Linked DNA regions of Mus musculus: region 2 is linked to region 1. Evidence: chromatin loops called from intact Hi-C (ENCODE). Cell type or tissue: heart. All regions are shown on one strand. Links, peaks and the distances in the headings refer to the core of each region. The heading gives the core; the rest is flanking DNA.

What was found. A loop is a pair of places that touch in the nucleus more often than their neighbours do. Peaks named below come from ENCODE experiments on the same cell type or tissue, not always from the same donor. Only the 100,000 strongest peaks of a DNase experiment are listed, where the experiment ranks them.
Region 2: a loop joins it to region 1, with 4 times the contacts of the local background. A loop is called at or near these places in 4 of 42 quality-filtered maps.

The regions. Positions count from the first base shown.
Region 1 is chr16:10,962,077-10,970,411 of GRCm38, forward strand. It overlaps Litaf (LPS-induced TN factor), which reads right to left. Exons shown (of 4, transcript NM_019980.2): 2 at 4,349-4,573; 3 at 1,181-1,337. The coding sequence starts at 4,568. Among named protein-coding and RNA genes, the nearest start is that of Litaf, 27 kb to the right of the region's middle. In heart, for the core only: CTCF peaks have their summits at 3,206 and 8,056 (motif pointing right); a DNase peak (open chromatin) is centred at 7,525; H3K27ac peaks cover 194 bases.
Region 2 is chr16:10,896,768-10,905,102 of GRCm38, forward strand. No RefSeq gene overlaps it. Among named protein-coding and RNA genes, the nearest start is that of Gm21859, 14 kb to the right of the region's middle. In heart, for the core only: a CTCF peak has its summit at 6,290; no DNase peak of the experiment used is centred there; H3K27ac peaks cover 497 bases.

The DNA of each region.
Region 1 (8,335 bases), core at 57-8,056:
GATGGCCCCATGGCCTGTGTTTTGCCTGTTCAGCCAACCTAGCTGCATAAACGTGAAAAATTCCAACAAATGAGCCGGCAGCATCCAGTCAAACTTCAACAGGAGTGGGCTGGGGTTAACTTGAGGACAAAGCTGTCTTCAGAGTTCTAGTGATGAGGAAATCAACTTCCCCAGATGACTCCTCTTACAGTCAGTCTAGTCAACTTCTGCACACAGGTAGGGCTTCCTACAAATATCATAAAACCCAAACTATGCGTCATGGCACACGTGTGGAGGTCTGAGGACAATTTTTGGGAGTCTGGTCTTTCCTTCCACCGTGTGGGTTCTGGGGATTGTGAGGCTTGGCGGCAAGCACACTTAGCTGCTGAGCTATCTGCTGGCCCTGCTTTGTGTTTTACTGAGACAGGGTCTCACTCTGTAACCCAGGCAGCCCTTAAGTTTCATTCTCCTGCCTTCACCTCCTCCTGTTGGTGCTTGGATTATAGGACACACCACTGTGCTCAGCCTTCAACATCCTCAACCAGGCTGAGGTACACAGACAGGAGCAAGCCTAGCACGTTGAGATCCTGAGTTCTGACCTCAGCAGCATAAAAACAGAAGGAAAAAAAGAAAAATCCTCCAGGTATCTGGGAATAGCTCAGCCAGACAAGACTCTGCCTTGCAAGCACGAGGCCCTGAGTTCAATTCCTTGAACTACATGGCAGAAAGAACTGTCCACTGAAAGTTGTCCTTGAACCTTGATTTGTGTGCCATGGCATATGTCCATGTACACACACACACACACACACACACACACACACACACACAAGAAAATGAAAGAAAGAGAGGGAGGGAGGAAGGAGAAAAGGGAAGTAATTTCTTAAATTATCTTGAGGGTATCGGGGAAGCAGGCATGCTGGCATCAGCTTCTAATCCTGAGGTGGGGAGCTGGTCAGGGTCTATGGGACTTACTATTCAGCCACCCTAACCTCTTTGCATGTCTAAGAGCAGTAAGAGACCTTGTCTTAATACACAAGACAAACAGGAGGCTAACCTTCTACAGTCATGCATACACATTCCCACACTCATACACACATTCCTACAATGCACAGGATAGCCCCTACCATAGCTAAGTTCCCACTCTGAATACCAATCACCCCAGAGTGGGCATCCTCCAGAGGCTAAGGAGCAGTTCACTCACCCCAGCAGACACAGACTGCCACAGGAGAGCCAGGTGAGGGCTCCCGCATTGTAGGACAGCTGGGTCACGATCATCTTGCTGCAGGAAGGACAGCACATCTGGACGGGGCGGTCATAGAAGGAGACAGGCTGCTGCACATAAACGGTCTGCACGGCAACTAAGGGCAGAAGACAGCACAGGTGACTCAGTGAGCAAGGAGTGGCTGGTGTTCACACATGAGAGCTGGGGCCACAGTGGTTACCCCAGAGCCCAAGCTCATAGTGGTATCACTCTTGTTAGCCCCAAAGCATAAATAGCCCAGTGGCTTCCAAGGATGAAAGGATAAGAGGTACTTGTCCAGACAATTCTATCTCAGCCTTAAAGGGATGGAGATTCTGGCACAGCAGAGCCACGCTGAGTGACATCAGCCAGTCACAGAAGGACAAGCACTGGGAAACTCCACAGATGCCTACAGGATCGCACGTCAGTCAGTGCCTGTGGGCAGATGCTGTTGCACTCTGGAAAGACAGAGAGTTCAGAAACTAGACAGTGGGGGTGGACAGTGTGTCTACCTAACACCACTGAGCTGTACTTCAAGGTGATTAAAGGGGTAATAGGAAGGACATGGAGGTGGGAAGGAGACAGATAGGGGGAGAGAGAGAGGCAGAGGGGAATAATGATCAAGAATATATGAATAGACAGACAGACAGATACACACACACATGAAATGTGCAAAGAATAAATTCAAGTATTATTTTTAAGTGAAATAGTAAACTTTCTTGTCCTTCATATTTTTGTGATTATGAGAATCTTACCATATAGCCCATGCTGCTTTCAAACCTGTGGTCCTCCTGCCTCAGAAGCTGACAATAGTTGATTTTATGTCGACTGTATCTGTGTATACGTAAAGTTTAGAAAGGGATGGGATAGAACAGGGCCTCACTATGTATGTAGCCCTGGCTAGCCTGGAACTTACCACATAGATAATGCAGACCTTGGATTTGTGGCAATCCTCCTCCTGTGCCCCAAGTATCATGTATGTTTTTAAACAGAAAAGAAAGAAAAATGACAAACAGAGAGAGCAAACAGTGACAGATTTTTCATAATTTTCTGAGGGATTTTTTTTTAAAGTTCATAGAGAAGAGAGAAAGACTTTCCTGTCCTCCTAGCAGGACCTGGTTCTCCTAGACCACCTGTCCTGGGAAAGCTGTTTTAGCTATGTCTCTGTCAAAGTGACTCTCCTACACTGCTGGGTCCTTTGAATGCACTTATATGGCCTGGGTTCAGAGGACTGGGGCCACCCAGCATTAACTCCTAACACTGAGACTCTGCTTGTAAAAGGCAGGAAGACGCACACTTCGGCTATGCATAAATTTGCAGTAAGGCCGGGCGTGGTGGTGCACGCCTTTAACCCCAGCACTTGGGAGGCAGAGGCAGGTGGATTTCTGAGTTCGAGACCAGCCTGGTCTACAAAGTGAGTTCCAGGACAGCCAGGGCTATACAGAGAAACCCTGTCTCGAAAAACAAAAACAAAAATTGCAGTAAATAATTTTTGTTTTGTTTTGGTTCAAGATCAAGTTATTTCTTGATCACAGGATGGTCTAATAGACTAGAGGGCTGGTGCCAAGGTTCAGTTGGCTGAGTGGTTGCCTAGTATGTGGCAACCCTCAGGACTTCATAAATTGGGCATGGTGTGGCACGGCTATAATCCAAGCACTAGGGAATTAGAGGTAAGAAAATCAGGAGTCCAAAACGAGCCTGGTCTATATACCAACTACAGCTACACAGCAATACCCTGTATCAAAAAAGTTGCTAGCTCACTCTCTACCCCAAGAAGTCAAAACTGAACACAACAACCACACTGGCTTCTTCTTAGCAGATGATGGCTCTGTGCTTCACACAAGGAAGTTAATTTTAACAGAATGACCACTGACTCAGAGAGCTGCTACCAGACATCACAGATACAGGAACTGAGACATAAGAAAGGTGAGAGGGGGCTGGAGAGATGACTCAGCAATTAAAAGCACTGGCTGCTCTTCCCAGCACCCACATGGTGGCTCACAACCCCTGTAAATCCAAGGTAAATTCTGTATCAGGTATGCAACGTGGTACACATACATACATACACCATACACACATACATACATACATACATACACACATACATACACTCTAGCACCTACACACATACACACGTGCTAATGCATTTTATAAAAATATATATTTATATAAATATAGAGCTAAAACTAAACAGAACACTGTGGTTGACCTCTGACCTCCATAGGTACACACACAAACACAAAGACGGAAGGACAGTGTAGACAAACCCTGCTGGCCCCTCAGACAGTTCTCATCAGCTTACAGTGCCAAATAGTGTACCCACACACTTGGCCACAGAGGACTCAAGGAAAAGGACTATGGAGAGGGCCCCCAAGGGTCCAGAAGCATTGTCTTTTTTTTTTTTTCCCTTTTTTTTTTTCTGAGACAGGGTTTCTCTGTGTAGCCCTGGCTGTCCTGGAACTCACTCTGTAGACCAGGCTGGCCTTGAACTCAGAAATCCACCTGCCTCTGCCTCCCAAGTGCTGGGATTAAAGGCATGCGCCACCACTGCCCGGCTGCATCATCTTCTTACTCAACACTGTTTCTGTTTCTTACTCCTGTTCTCATGGCAGTTGGCCACACGACTCTGTCTCTGACCTCCCAACCTCCCACTCTAAGTACTCAGGGGCAGGGGTGGTGGCGAGGGCGGAGGACCCAGCAGGCACGAGAGGATCCTAAACATACTTTTCTTGGGGTTTTTGTTGTTCATTTATTTTGATTACATTTTTATTAACATCTGTGCATGTGTGTGTGCACGCACATGTACATGCATGTGGAGGTCAGAGGTCAACTTTGAGGAGCCAATTCTTTCCACCATTTGAGTCCTGGGAAGCAAGCTCAGGTAGTCAGGCTTAGCAGCAAGCACTTTTACCCACTGAGCCATCTTGCTGGCTTCCATAAATGTGTCTTATAATAGGGAAATTGCAGTCCTCAACAATGAGATGTCTGAAACATCCTATGAGAAACTAGGGTGGGGTGGACATCACAGTGTCTGTCATTTGGCTCTGACACCTCACTGCCACCCTCTCCCTCCTGGAGTCCACACGCTCGGTGACTAAGGAGCTGCAAGAACCTGGATAACAGACATACTTGCGTTGGCGTTGGGGACAGGCACAGGCTGGGTGTAGTACGAAGGTGGATTCATTCCCTTCCCATCTGGGCCTGTAATGAGCCCTGTGGCTGGTCCCGGCATAGGTGCTGGGGGCGTTGGGTAGTAACTGTTGACACCCACTGTTTCTTCATAGGTTGGGGGTGCGGTGGGCACTACTGAAGGGCCTGCAGCTGCTTGGTAAGGTCCTGGAGCCGACATTTTACCTAAAACAAAAATAGAAGACACCCATAAGAAATTCTCTTGACCCAGAAAGTGGGGGAATGGCCCATGCTGGATGGAGTACTGGGGAGGTGGAGGCAGACCAAGATCATCCTCAGCTATGGAACAAGTGTTAGAGACCATCCCAGACTTCCTAAGACTGTCATAAACACCACCAAAGCGGGAGGGGAGAAAGAAGGCAGCCATATTCCCTGCACCCTTCCCCTATGGCCCAAGTTTTCAACCTCCAATCTGCCAAACAGAACAGTCAAGGAAATTATCACCTTCAAAAGGGACTTTCAAGTACAGGTAAAAAGTAAGCTATTGCCGGGTGTGGTGGCGCACGCCTTTAATCCCAGCCCTTGGGAGGCAGAGGCAAACAGATTTCTGAGTTCGAGGCCAGCCTGGTGTACAGAGTGAGTTCCAGGACAACCAGGGCTACACAGAGAAACCCTGTCTCGAAAAACCAAAAAAAAAAAAAAAAAAAGGAAGCTATTGTGCCCCAAATAACCGGAACCTAGAGACCCAGGGGGAGGTACGAGCTGCATCTGAGGAGACTATCCCTTTAGCCCACACACTCAGAACCCAGCAGAACCCAACATTTCTTGTTCAATCAATGTGGTTTTCACTAACCTGCAGAAAGGACAGCAGTATTTACATGTCAAATATGGGCAAGGTGTGAGCAAGACCCGGCCTTAGATACCAGGAGAGAGAGCTCTAGAAGGAGTAGGAGAGGGTATTTTAAGATTGGCCATTTTCTTTCGTCACATAGGGCTGGCTGGTTACATGGGGGGTTTTTTCAATTTGCATTTACAAATTGAATATAAAAATCGAATACTAAAAATACAAAATTTCAATTTGTACAACTGATACATGACCATTTATGTTTTTGTTTTGTTTTTACAAAGTAACTATGTTCAGGGCACAGTGCCCCACACTGTAATCTCAGCCCTGGAGTGGAAGAGACAAGTTCAAGGACAGCCTGACCTACATAACAAGATGCTCAATAAATCTACCTCTTTTAAAATCTTTACTTTTAAGTAAGTGTGTGTGTAAGTGAAAGGGAGAGAGAGAAAAAGCAGAGAGAGAGAGAGAGAACATGAAGTGCCAGAGAAAGAGAGAGAGAGAGAGAGAGAGAACATGAAGTGCCAGAAGAGGTCATAGATGCCCTGGAGCTATAGTGACAGTTTTGAGCCACTTGCCATGGATGATGGGACCCAATCTCATGTTGTCCCTGGAGGAGAAATGTGTATTTTTGTAACCGCAGAACCACCGGCCCAGCCCTAAGCCGCCCTCCCTGTAAAGCAGATGGCCCACGCCACATGGGGCTCAGAATTACGTTGTAACTACAGGTTTCTTTTGGCATCTGCAGGTAGAGCACACGTGTGATGCACACATCTATGAAGGCAAAACTCACATAGACATGTTTTTAATCTTAACAAGAAGTATATCAGCTGGAGATGTGGCTCAGCTGGGAGCACTTGCCAGTGTGCGTGAGGCCCTGGATTGATCCCAGCATTTCAAAAACTGGATATGGTGGCAAATATTTGTAATGTCAACACTCACAAGGTTGAGAGGCAGGCAGGAGGATCCGAAGTTTAGGGTCGTTGTTGGCCAGTTTGAGATACACAGCAAGAGCCTGTCTCTTAAAGGTCCCAAAGTAAACCCCAATCACAAAATTTCTCATTTGCAAGGTGGAGTCCCAGGGCAGCTAGGGACACAGTGGCTTCCATGAAGGCATAGAGTTTTTCTGCCCTTGGCAGAGCTGCTGCCTGCCTGGAACTTATATTCCGGGATCCAGGCTGTGCCCTGAATGGCTGATGCTCAGCAGTCATGCGGCACAGGGCTGGCTTTCGTGTGGCTATTTCCCAAGCAGGCACAACAGGCTCTGTGGCTTTAGAAGAGAGCTATATAAGCCTGTCTCAGGACACAGGCAGCCAGGACTGAGGGCAGTGGGCCATGGTACCAGGCCCGGGCAGTCCTAGTACCTCCACCCAGAGATCAGTCCTGTTCTGGAATGTGTGGGAAGCAAAGAGTGGGCCTCTACAGAGAGAAGGCCAGAGTCCTTCAAGGAAACTCCACTGGACCCCAAGGAGAGGAGTCCCTGGGGATTTAGACTAGCATTTCAAAGTGAGTAAGGACACGGGTTGGGGGGCTTGGTAAATCAACATCAAGAAATGCCAAGACAGCCAGCCAGTAAGGTGGCTCAGTGGGTAAAGGTGCTCCTGTCAGAACTAACCGCCTGAACTCAGTCCTCAAGACCCACTTGGTAAAAACACCTGACTTCCACAAAGCTGCTCTCCAGCTCCCCTCCCCCCATACGCACACTACGGCGTGCGACTCCCAGTGCATAAATAAATCCTTTAAAGTTAACATACCACATCAGATAGGTCGTTACATAAAATAAAGCCTAGATTTTAAAAGCTTACTACACAACTGATGCAAGACAGTCCCCATCACTTACTTAAACACTGGCTCTATGTTCAAAGGTACTAGTTACATATAGAATTAACTCCGGCTCCACCAGTGTCTTCTTCAAATCGTAGCTATGGAAGAGCTTAAAGTGAGCTACCCACATGGCTCCCTTCCCAGCAGAAAAAATGAAGTCCCGACCACATGCAGAGGTGTCTGGAGAAGGCGCACCAAGATCTCCAGAATTAAAAACGGGGGTGGGGTGAGGTAGGGGGGTGGGTTCAGAAGATGACAGGAACATGCTGTAAAACCCACTTCAGAGCTAGAAACATACACACACACACCAACAAAAGAAATTATACAGGACCCAAAAACAGTTTGAGGTGCACTGTGGGTTTCCTGACAGGAAAGGAAATGCAGAGAGACATTTGCCGCAGGCAGGCAAAGCTCACCCCCAAAACCAGCTGATGTCTCCGGGAGATAGCCTACCCCATCCCCTCTGCTTCTAGCACTGACCCAGCTTGCAGAAACTCCTGACAAGAGGAAGAAGGCCGCTACTGCTCAGCAGGAACTGAAATCATCCTCCGCCATGAGAGAGGCAGATGTGAAGGACAAACCGTCCTTTCCTGTTCCATGAACAGCCAGCCACACTTCCTAGATTTACTATGAAAACTGAGGGCCCATGTGAAAATTACAAGATCAGAAAACTGGTGTGTTCAGGAATCCTGAAATTGCACCTGGCAGGGGAGGGACAAGAAAAGGTGTTGTGAAATGGCCTAGAGGCACCAGCTAAGATGGCTTCATACAGTAGTCACCCTAGCACCTGCATTTGGGGGTTTGATTATCTTTTTTTTTCTGGGGGGGGGGTGGAGACAGGGTTTCTTTCTCTGTGTAGCCCTGGCTGTCCTGGAATTCACTCGGTAGACCAGGCTGGCCTTGAACTCAGAAATCCACCTGCCTCTGCCTCCCAAGTGCTGGGATTAAAGGCATGCACCAGCACTGCCTGGCATCTTCTTTTTTTTAAATTGTATTTATTTAATGCATAAGTGCTCTGCTGCACATATAGCTGACTGCCTGAAGAGGGCATCACATCCCTCCTGTGAGCCACCATGTGGTTGCTGGGAATTGAACTCATGACCTCTGGAAGAGCAGTCAGTGCTCTTGGCCACTGAGCCATCTCACCAGCCCCAAGGTTTTGCTTATCTTAAGAGAAGACTTCAGTATAGACCAGGCTGACCTAGAACACCTGACCTGCCACCTCCTCAGCTCCCCAGTGCTGGAATTACAGCTTTGTGCCACCAGGCCTGGCTTTAATACCAGTTTCAAAAGAACTGACTGACTGGTTTGATCCTGCA
Region 2 (8,335 bases), core at 128-8,127, 65 kb before region 1:
CATCCCACTGCATGCTTGGCTTCATCTTCCTTCCTAGAGAAGAGAAGCACTATTTTATTCTGTGTGCACACAGTCGGTGTTCAATAAATGCTTGTTGGAGGTTGTGGTGATCTCTCCTGAGCGGGTCAGGAGTCTAATGAGGGCCTGGTAAACATGTCACGTGCTTAGGACCAGTTACTCTCTGAGCTATGGCCACTATGGAAAAACAGACACACTGCCCACTCCACAAGAAAGGGAGCTGAGGCCCAGGGACATGGGCCATGTGAGGCTAGGGTGTATGTGCCAAGACTGCAAATCAAAGGCCACAGGCCAGTGCAGCCTGTATTGTCCTGGCTGGTCTGGAATTTGACCAGGTGAGCTACATACTCTCAGAGGTCCTCCTGACCCCGCCATCTGCTATTTGTATATTTAGTCCTGTGTCTCTAGGTATGAATACAGGTGCCTGTAGAGGCTGGAAGAGGCCATCAGATGCCTCAAGCTGGAGTTAAGGGTGGTTATGGGTGCTGGGAATTGAACTAGGGTCCTCTGAATGAACACCAAGTGTTCTTAATTGCTGAGCCATCCCTCCAGTCCCATAAAGTTTTATTTGGATATAGTTGCACATACTCACTAAGCAATTACTTCTGTACTTGCACACTGAGTAAGGACATGAAGTCACTGTGACAGAGACCACGAACCCACAGGCCTGAAAGAGACACTGCTATTTCTGCAGGCTAGCGAACTATAAATAGCATCAAGCTGACTGACTTACAATGACGCCTTAAGCAATTATTATATACCACACCCCTTGAAATTGGAGAAGTCATGGTTCCTAGGGAAGCCCCTGGGAGCACTACAACCGGCAGAGCAGACTGGAGAGGCAATCATGCAAACGTAAGTAGACCATGTCACATAGAGGCTCAGAGCTGAACTGGGAATAGAGAGGTGGGGGGATAAGGTGGGGAGTGTGTGGGTGTGGGGAGTGGCGAAATCATTTAAGGAGACAAGAGGTGTGAATTTACTCTCTATAGATGGCAGAAGGAAACTGAAGCTGAAGGAGCAGTGGCAGCTCCAACTGCAGGATGTGCCAAGGACCTGAGGCAGGAAAGATTCAGGAAGGCAGTAGAGGACCTGGATGAAGCAGCTGTGGCAGCAGAACTGGGCTTGCCATCCCAAGGCAAGCTGTGAGTTCTTGGGGCAGGGCTATAACAAACCATGCTAGCATCTTGTAACGTTCCCTATGGCTGCCAAGCAGACTGTAGCATGAGACACAGAGGGAGGCAAAGATTCCAGGCAGAAAAACATCATGCTAGTCTGGATCAGAGGTGATAAAACTGAACACGGACAATTGGGGTGGGAAGGTTACTCACATTTCGAGGATTCCAAGCCACCAGGCATCCCTCCAGGCTCTGGGAAAGAACCCTATGGTCATTGACCTCTGTGTGTGTGTGTGTGTGTCTGTGTATATGTGTGTGTGTGTGTCTGTGTATATGTGTGTGTGTGTGTCTGTGTATATGTGTGTGTGTGTCTGTCTGTGTGCCTGTGTCTGTGTGTGAGTGTCTGTGTGTGTCTGTGTGCCTGTGTCTGTGTGTGTGTCAGGCCTGTGCAGACGAGGTGAGTGGGTGCTCTGTTCCCAGACATCTTCCCAACAGCCCACTCACATAGAGGTGTCCAGCCTGGCAGCCCAGCACCATAGTGTATAACCTCTCCTCTTGGCCATTCAGGACAGCCTTGGTCTCCAGAGAGTGATGCTAGCACAGTTTGTCCACTGTGAGGTCCCCTGTAAGAGGAGGCTCTGCAGGACCAGGAGGTGCCAGGGATGCTTGGGTGTGGAGAAAAGACAGACCACAGACATTAAAGCAGCTGGCAAGATCAGGGGACAGCTATGTCCTCCACTCGGAGGTTGTCCTAAAGTCACAGAGAGTGTGACACTGGAGGGCACTCAGCAGCCCTGTGCTCCAAGAGCTGCCAATCAAAGCCTGACATGGGGCCAGGGAGATGGCGAAGTGGTTAAAACACTTGCCACCAGTGTAAAGACCAGAGTGCAGATCCCCAAACCCACATAAATACCCTGTGGATATGGTGACTCATTTCTAGTCTAGCCTTGGAAGGGACAGGTGGAATCTCCAATGCAAACAGATGTATTGGTGAGTTCTGGGTTTGATTGAGAGACTTAGCCTCATAGAACAAGGTGAAAATGCTTGAGGGCGATTCCTGAGATTAACCTGGGACCTCCACGTGCATGTGAACACACACACATACACACACACACACACACACACACACACACACACACACACACACACACACGGAAAGACAAGGAAATAAAAAGCCCAACATGGCGGCACATGCCTGCAATCCTAGAATTTGAGAGGCAGAGACAGGAGGATCATGAGTTTTAGGCCAACCTGGGCCAACCCGAGCTACATACTGTAACCTTGTCTCAGCAAACATACACAGCACACACTGTTTGCCAGCCAACCCCATCTGATGTCTGACCACATCCACAGGATCATCAGTTAGCATGGAACCCAGGACCTAATGTCCTATGCCTCCCTTTTCTTGCCTTTACAATGGGGTGAAAATGCAGTCATTCTCCTCTCCAGCAGGGCTTGGTCACTTAAGATGACCTCTGTGTGTGTGTGTGTCTGTGTGTCTGTGTGTCTGTGTGCCTGTGTCTGTGTGTGTGTGTGTCTGTGTGTGTGTCTGTGTGTGTGTGTCTGTGTGTGTGTGTCTGTGTGTGTGTGCACACACACGCACTGAGGTCAGGGGGTCCCCTTTTCCTTCTGGTCTCTGCCACTTTCCTTGAGCCTGGATCAGGGTTTGGCACACAGCACATGGCCAGTCCACACTAACTGACACTGGATGAGATCCCCGCCAGTGCCTGGCTTTACTGCCCTCTTACATCGCAGATCTGACAGGGGGAGGCACAGAGTAGCAGAACCTGGGCTCTAGACAGGGGCTGGTGCTTCTTAGCCTACCTGTTTCCTTTTTTCTTTTTTCTCTTTCTTTCTTTCTTTCTTTTTTTTTTTTTTTTTTTTTGGTTTTTTGAGACAAGGTTTCTCTGTGTAGCCCTGGCTGTCCTGGAGCTCACTTTGTAGACCAGGCTGGCCTCGAACTCAGAAATCCGCCTGCCTCTGCCTCCCGAGTGCTGGGATTAAAGGCGTTCGCCACCACGCCCGGCTTCTTTCTTTCTTTCTTTCTTTCTTTCTTTCTTTCTTTCTTTCTTTCTTTCTTTCTTTCTCTCTCTCTCTCTCTCTCTCTCTCTCTCTCTCTCTCTCTCTCTCTCTCTTCTCTCTCTCTCTCTCTCTCTCTTTCTTTCTTTCTTTTTTTTGTTTTTTTGTTTTTTGTCTTTTCGAGACAGGGTTTCTCTGTGTAGCCCTGGCTGTCCTGGAACTCACTCTGTAGACCAGGCTGGCCTTGAATTCAGAAATTCACCTGCCTCTGCCTCCCAAGTGCTGGGATTAAAGGCGTGCGCCACCACTGCCTGGCTGCATCATCTTCTTACTCAACGCTGTTTCTGTTTCTTACTCCTGTTCTCATGGCAGTTGGCCACAGGACAGAGTTTTTCTCTCCACCCTGTCTCTGACTTCCCAACCTCCCACTCTAAGTACTCAGGGGCAGGGGTGGTGGCGAGGGCGGAGGACCCAGCAGGCACGGGAGGATCCTAAACTTATTTTTCCTGGGGTTTTTGTTGTTCATTTATTTTGATTACATTTTTATTAACGTCTGTGCATGTGTGTGTACACCCACGTGTACATGCATGTGGAAGTCAGAGGTCAACTTTGGGGAGCCGATTCTTTCCACCATTTGAGTCCTGGGAAGCAAGCTCAGGTAGTCAGGCTTAGCAGCAAGCACTTTTACCCACTGAGCCATCTTGCTGGCCACTAAATGTGTCTTATAATAAGGAAATTGCAGTCCTCAACAATGGGATGTCTGAAACATCCTATGAGAAACTAGGGTGGGGTGGATATCACAGTGTCTGTCATTTGGCTCTGACACCTCACTGCCACCCTCTTTCTGTTATGGGATGAGCTTTCTTCCATGTGTCCCACTTACCAGTTCCTCCTCACAGCTTCTTGAACAAGCTGTCAGTTGGAGACTGTAGAGTCATATATCCCCCAACCCCTTAAGACCCAGGCACTTCCACTTTACCAGCAGGCCCCGCCTCCCTGGAACCTCATCTAAGCTACTTTCTCCACCAGCTGGTGGCCCACAAAAGCCAGCCACCACCTCCTCCTCACACTCCTGCCCTGGGTGTCCCTGACACCTCCTCACATCACCTGAGATCATCAAGAATAACTCCACAGCCATGCTACCCAGTGCTCACCCATCCTGCTGCTCCCAATGATGAGCTAGGCTGGACTTCCCCTGGTCCTGCATTGTTCCAGAAGAGATAGGGCTTGGACAGGATCTCTGGGACACATCCTGGTGACAGTGCCTGTCCTTACCCTGCCATGCTTCCACACTTGGCATGGGCAGAGAATGGTCCTTCTCAGAAGTCACTGTTAATGCCAGGTGTACCCTCAAAGCATTGGGTGGCCTGATGGACAATCTGATCACCTTCAGAGTCTCTCACCCGGGAAACTGCTAAGCAATCACACAGGGATCTAGCTTCTCTTGTTAGCTTCTTTTTAAGATTCTCTTGGTGACAGTTCTGATAAGACCGGCTGAGTCCAGAACCTGTGTCTGGGGAATGGTATCAGCCACAGACCTCCAGTTTCCCCAGTGTGTAGAAGGTGTCAAGGGTACCACTGACAACAGGGGGAATGACAGCAGGGACATTGGGCTTGTCTAGGTTATATGAGACCCTTGTTCGACCCTAATCCTGTGTACACACACACTCAAGCATATATGCTTACAGACAGACACAAATACACAAGTCCGTGATAGGCACATATACACACATATACAGCACACACATGCATATGCACAAACACCATCTTAGAGTTTCTATTGCTGTGATAAAATGCCATGGCCAAAAGCAATTTGGGAAGCAAAAAGTTTGTTTCATCTTACAGGTCTTAGGCCACACACCAGCACTGAGGGAAGTCAGGGCAGGAACCTGGAGAAAGGCACTGGAGCAGAAGCCATGGAAGGTGCTGCTAACTGGCTTGCTCTCCATGGCATGCTCAGCCCAAATTCTTATAGCACTCAGGGTTGCCTGCCTGGGGTGGTACCACTCACCATGGGCTGGGACCTCCCCCATCAATCAGTAATCAAAGGAATGCACTTCAGACTTGCCTACTGACAAGCTGATAGAGGCAAGTTCTCAATTAAGTTTAATTTATGTCAGGCTGACAAAAACCAAGCCAGAACAAACAGCAACCTGTGCACACAAGGCATATGCACAATAAAGACATGCACACATGCAGGCCTACACAGGGGGTGGCAGAGAGCCACCTGCACTGCTTCCCCCGAGGTAGGTGGTGGCCTCAGTGTGCACTGGGATCTTGACTTCCTTATCATGGCCCTGGCTCCTGCAGGTCATGCTGACTTCCAGATCCTTGAGGGTCCAGGCCTTGGCCAGCATCAGTTCTGAGACAGCCTGGAACATGGCCCTGTGTGGTCAGTAGAGCCGGTGAGGCACAGACACTGTGAGCCATGGACTGTCCAAGGTCAAAGCTCCTACAAGAACACAGAGAGAAGCCGCTGTGCAGGGCAGGAAAGGAGTGATTGGCAGCTCTAGAGAGGCTGTTCATCGAAGTCTCATCATCACCATGCAAAGCTGGGGATACCTGCGCTGGCACGTGAGGGAACTTTAAGGAATGAGAGGAATGTGAAGTTTGACAGGAACCTGGACCATAGTGCATTCACGTTTATCACAACTCACCCAGTGGCTCTTTGGAGATTAGTGTGTTTAATTCTAGTTTATGAGACACGGGTTACGATGCTTAGGTGAGGTACCGATGTCTGCCAAGCAGGTGAACATTGTAGCATGACACTGTCATCTACACAGTTCATGTCTGAGAGCTGTAACTGCGTTTATGAGGATGTTATGGCCTGTGGGTGATGGCCTTGGGTTGAGAAACCCCTTTCTTAGGGCAGCTTTAGTTAAGATGGGACCATCCTGGAGGCTGGCCCTTAAATCAATATAACTGGTGTACTTATAAAAAGAAGGAAATGTGTGCACACACACACACACACGCAGAGTGACAGGGGGAGCAAGTCCTGATGACCCTTTGATTTTTGGTGACGACCTTCAGGATTGTGACAGCTTTCTGCTTTGTAAGCCATGCTGTTAGTGACCATTTGTTATAGTGGCCATTGGAAACTAGTGCACCTTCCTGGAAGCGACTGGAGGGGGCGCTCCCTCTGAACAAAGGAGCTTGTGAAAAGATTGCAAAGGCACCAAACGCAGGGGCTGTGCCTAGGTGAGTAAGAGTGACAGGAGGCAATGCAGAAGGGCCAATGTAAAGGCTCCATGAAGGCTCCTTTGTTTTGTTTGTTCTTTGAGACAGCATTTCTCTGAGCAAAAGCCCTGACTATCCTGGAACTCACTCTGTAGACCGGGCTTGCCGGGAACTCACAGAGATCCACCTGTCTCTGCTTTCTGAGTGCTGGGATTAAAGACATGGTTTCATGAAGACGGTTTAAGGAAACGATCTGAAGTATGGAAAACCCGTACGTGCTCTGACATGCCTGGTTCTGGCAAAGTCACTTAAGAGCCATGGGAATAATTAAAAGGAAGAAACCAGAAAATATATCAAATATAAAAGAGGTGATTGTAACTCAGGGAGAAACAGAAAGTTATAACCGTCATACTGCATACATCTATACATCTTTGCCAAGAAGGCATGTATACAGTTCCATCACGTAAACACAGAACCTCAAAGGAGGAGAGGAAATGGATATTTGGAAAAGGGCCCTTGTGAGAATTAAATTCTCTCTCTCTCTCTCATTTTTTTTTTTTTTTTTTTTTTTTTTTTTTGGTTTTCAAGACAGGGTTTCTCTGTGTAGCCCTGGCTGTTCTAGAACTTACTCTAAACTAGGCTGGCCTTGAACTCAGAAATCCGCTTGCCTTTGCCTCCCGAGTACTAGAATTAAAGGCGTGTGCCACCACTGCCCAGCAAATTCTCATTTTCTTAAGCAAGACATTTATCAAGAATGCTTACTGAAATGTAAGAGATGGCAGCCGGGTTCTATCATTTTTAAAGCAGTATCTGAGGAAACAGTGGAGAGGATACACACTGGGCACTGTCAGGAGCAAGGCTGGGGTCAGAAGACAGGCAGAGGGCTGCTTTTATAACTTTTACTGTTGAAAGTGCACCTAAGGGGCTGGGGTGGGGCTCAGTTGGTGTGAGCTTCCCACTTACAGCCTGGGTTCCATCCCCAGCACTGCAGGCAACCAGGGCATGGTGAGGCACGCCTGTGATCCCAGCCCCTAGGAAACCAGGCAGGAGGATCAGAAGTTCAAGGCCATCCTCAGCTACTTGAGAAGTTGTGGGCCAGACTGGGCTCAGTGCCACCTCATCTCAAGGGGAAAAAAAAAAAAATCAGCCTGACAGTGCTGTGGATAGCCCTGGGCTAATTATATTTGACGTTAGTTCCGATCTTCTGTGAGTGGTTGAGAACAAGGAATGAGTCAGAACTCAGGTAATTTCCTATAAACCTGCTTCCCACCTTAATTTGTAAAATAAAGGAGAGCTGATGATTGGGCAGATAAAAGGGAAGGTGGAGTGGAAGGTGAGGAGAAGGAAGAAGGAGAAAATGGAAGAGGGAGAGGACGCAGAGGAGGAGGAAGAAGAAAAGCAGAGCAGAAGCACATGGCCTGGAGAAACTGCAAGTTCTAAGGGGTCTCATAGATGTGGAAGATGGTAGTGTAGCGGTAGGTCTGCCCAATTTAGGCACACAACATGTATTTATATTGAGTTCTGTTTTCATTGCTGGGGCATATTTGGGAGGAGATTTACTGCAACACGTCAGTGGTGGCACACACCTTCAATTCTAGCACTTCAGAGGCTGAGGCAGGCAGATATCTATAGTTTCAGGCCAGCCTAGTCTACAGAGCAAGTTCCAGGAAAGCCAAGGCTAAACAGAGAAACTGTCTTGAAACAATCGTTTTAAGTACCTCCATGGTCATAACATGATGAGCTCCAGGACACTAACCCAGACTCAGAAAAATCTAAACTCTGTATAATTTTGCATTACTTGAATAGAAATGGAACAAACTATAGCAAACACATGTTCCAGAAGTGGGAAAAGGTATTTTGCAAGGAAAAGGACATGCCAACAAGGGACCTGAGGTTTGTTTAGGGAACAGAAAAGAGGTCTGAGGTAAGGGGAGGTAACAAAGAGAAAGATGGTAGGGGCTTAGGATGTAGAGTGATTGACAAGGGAACATTAGGGTAGCCTT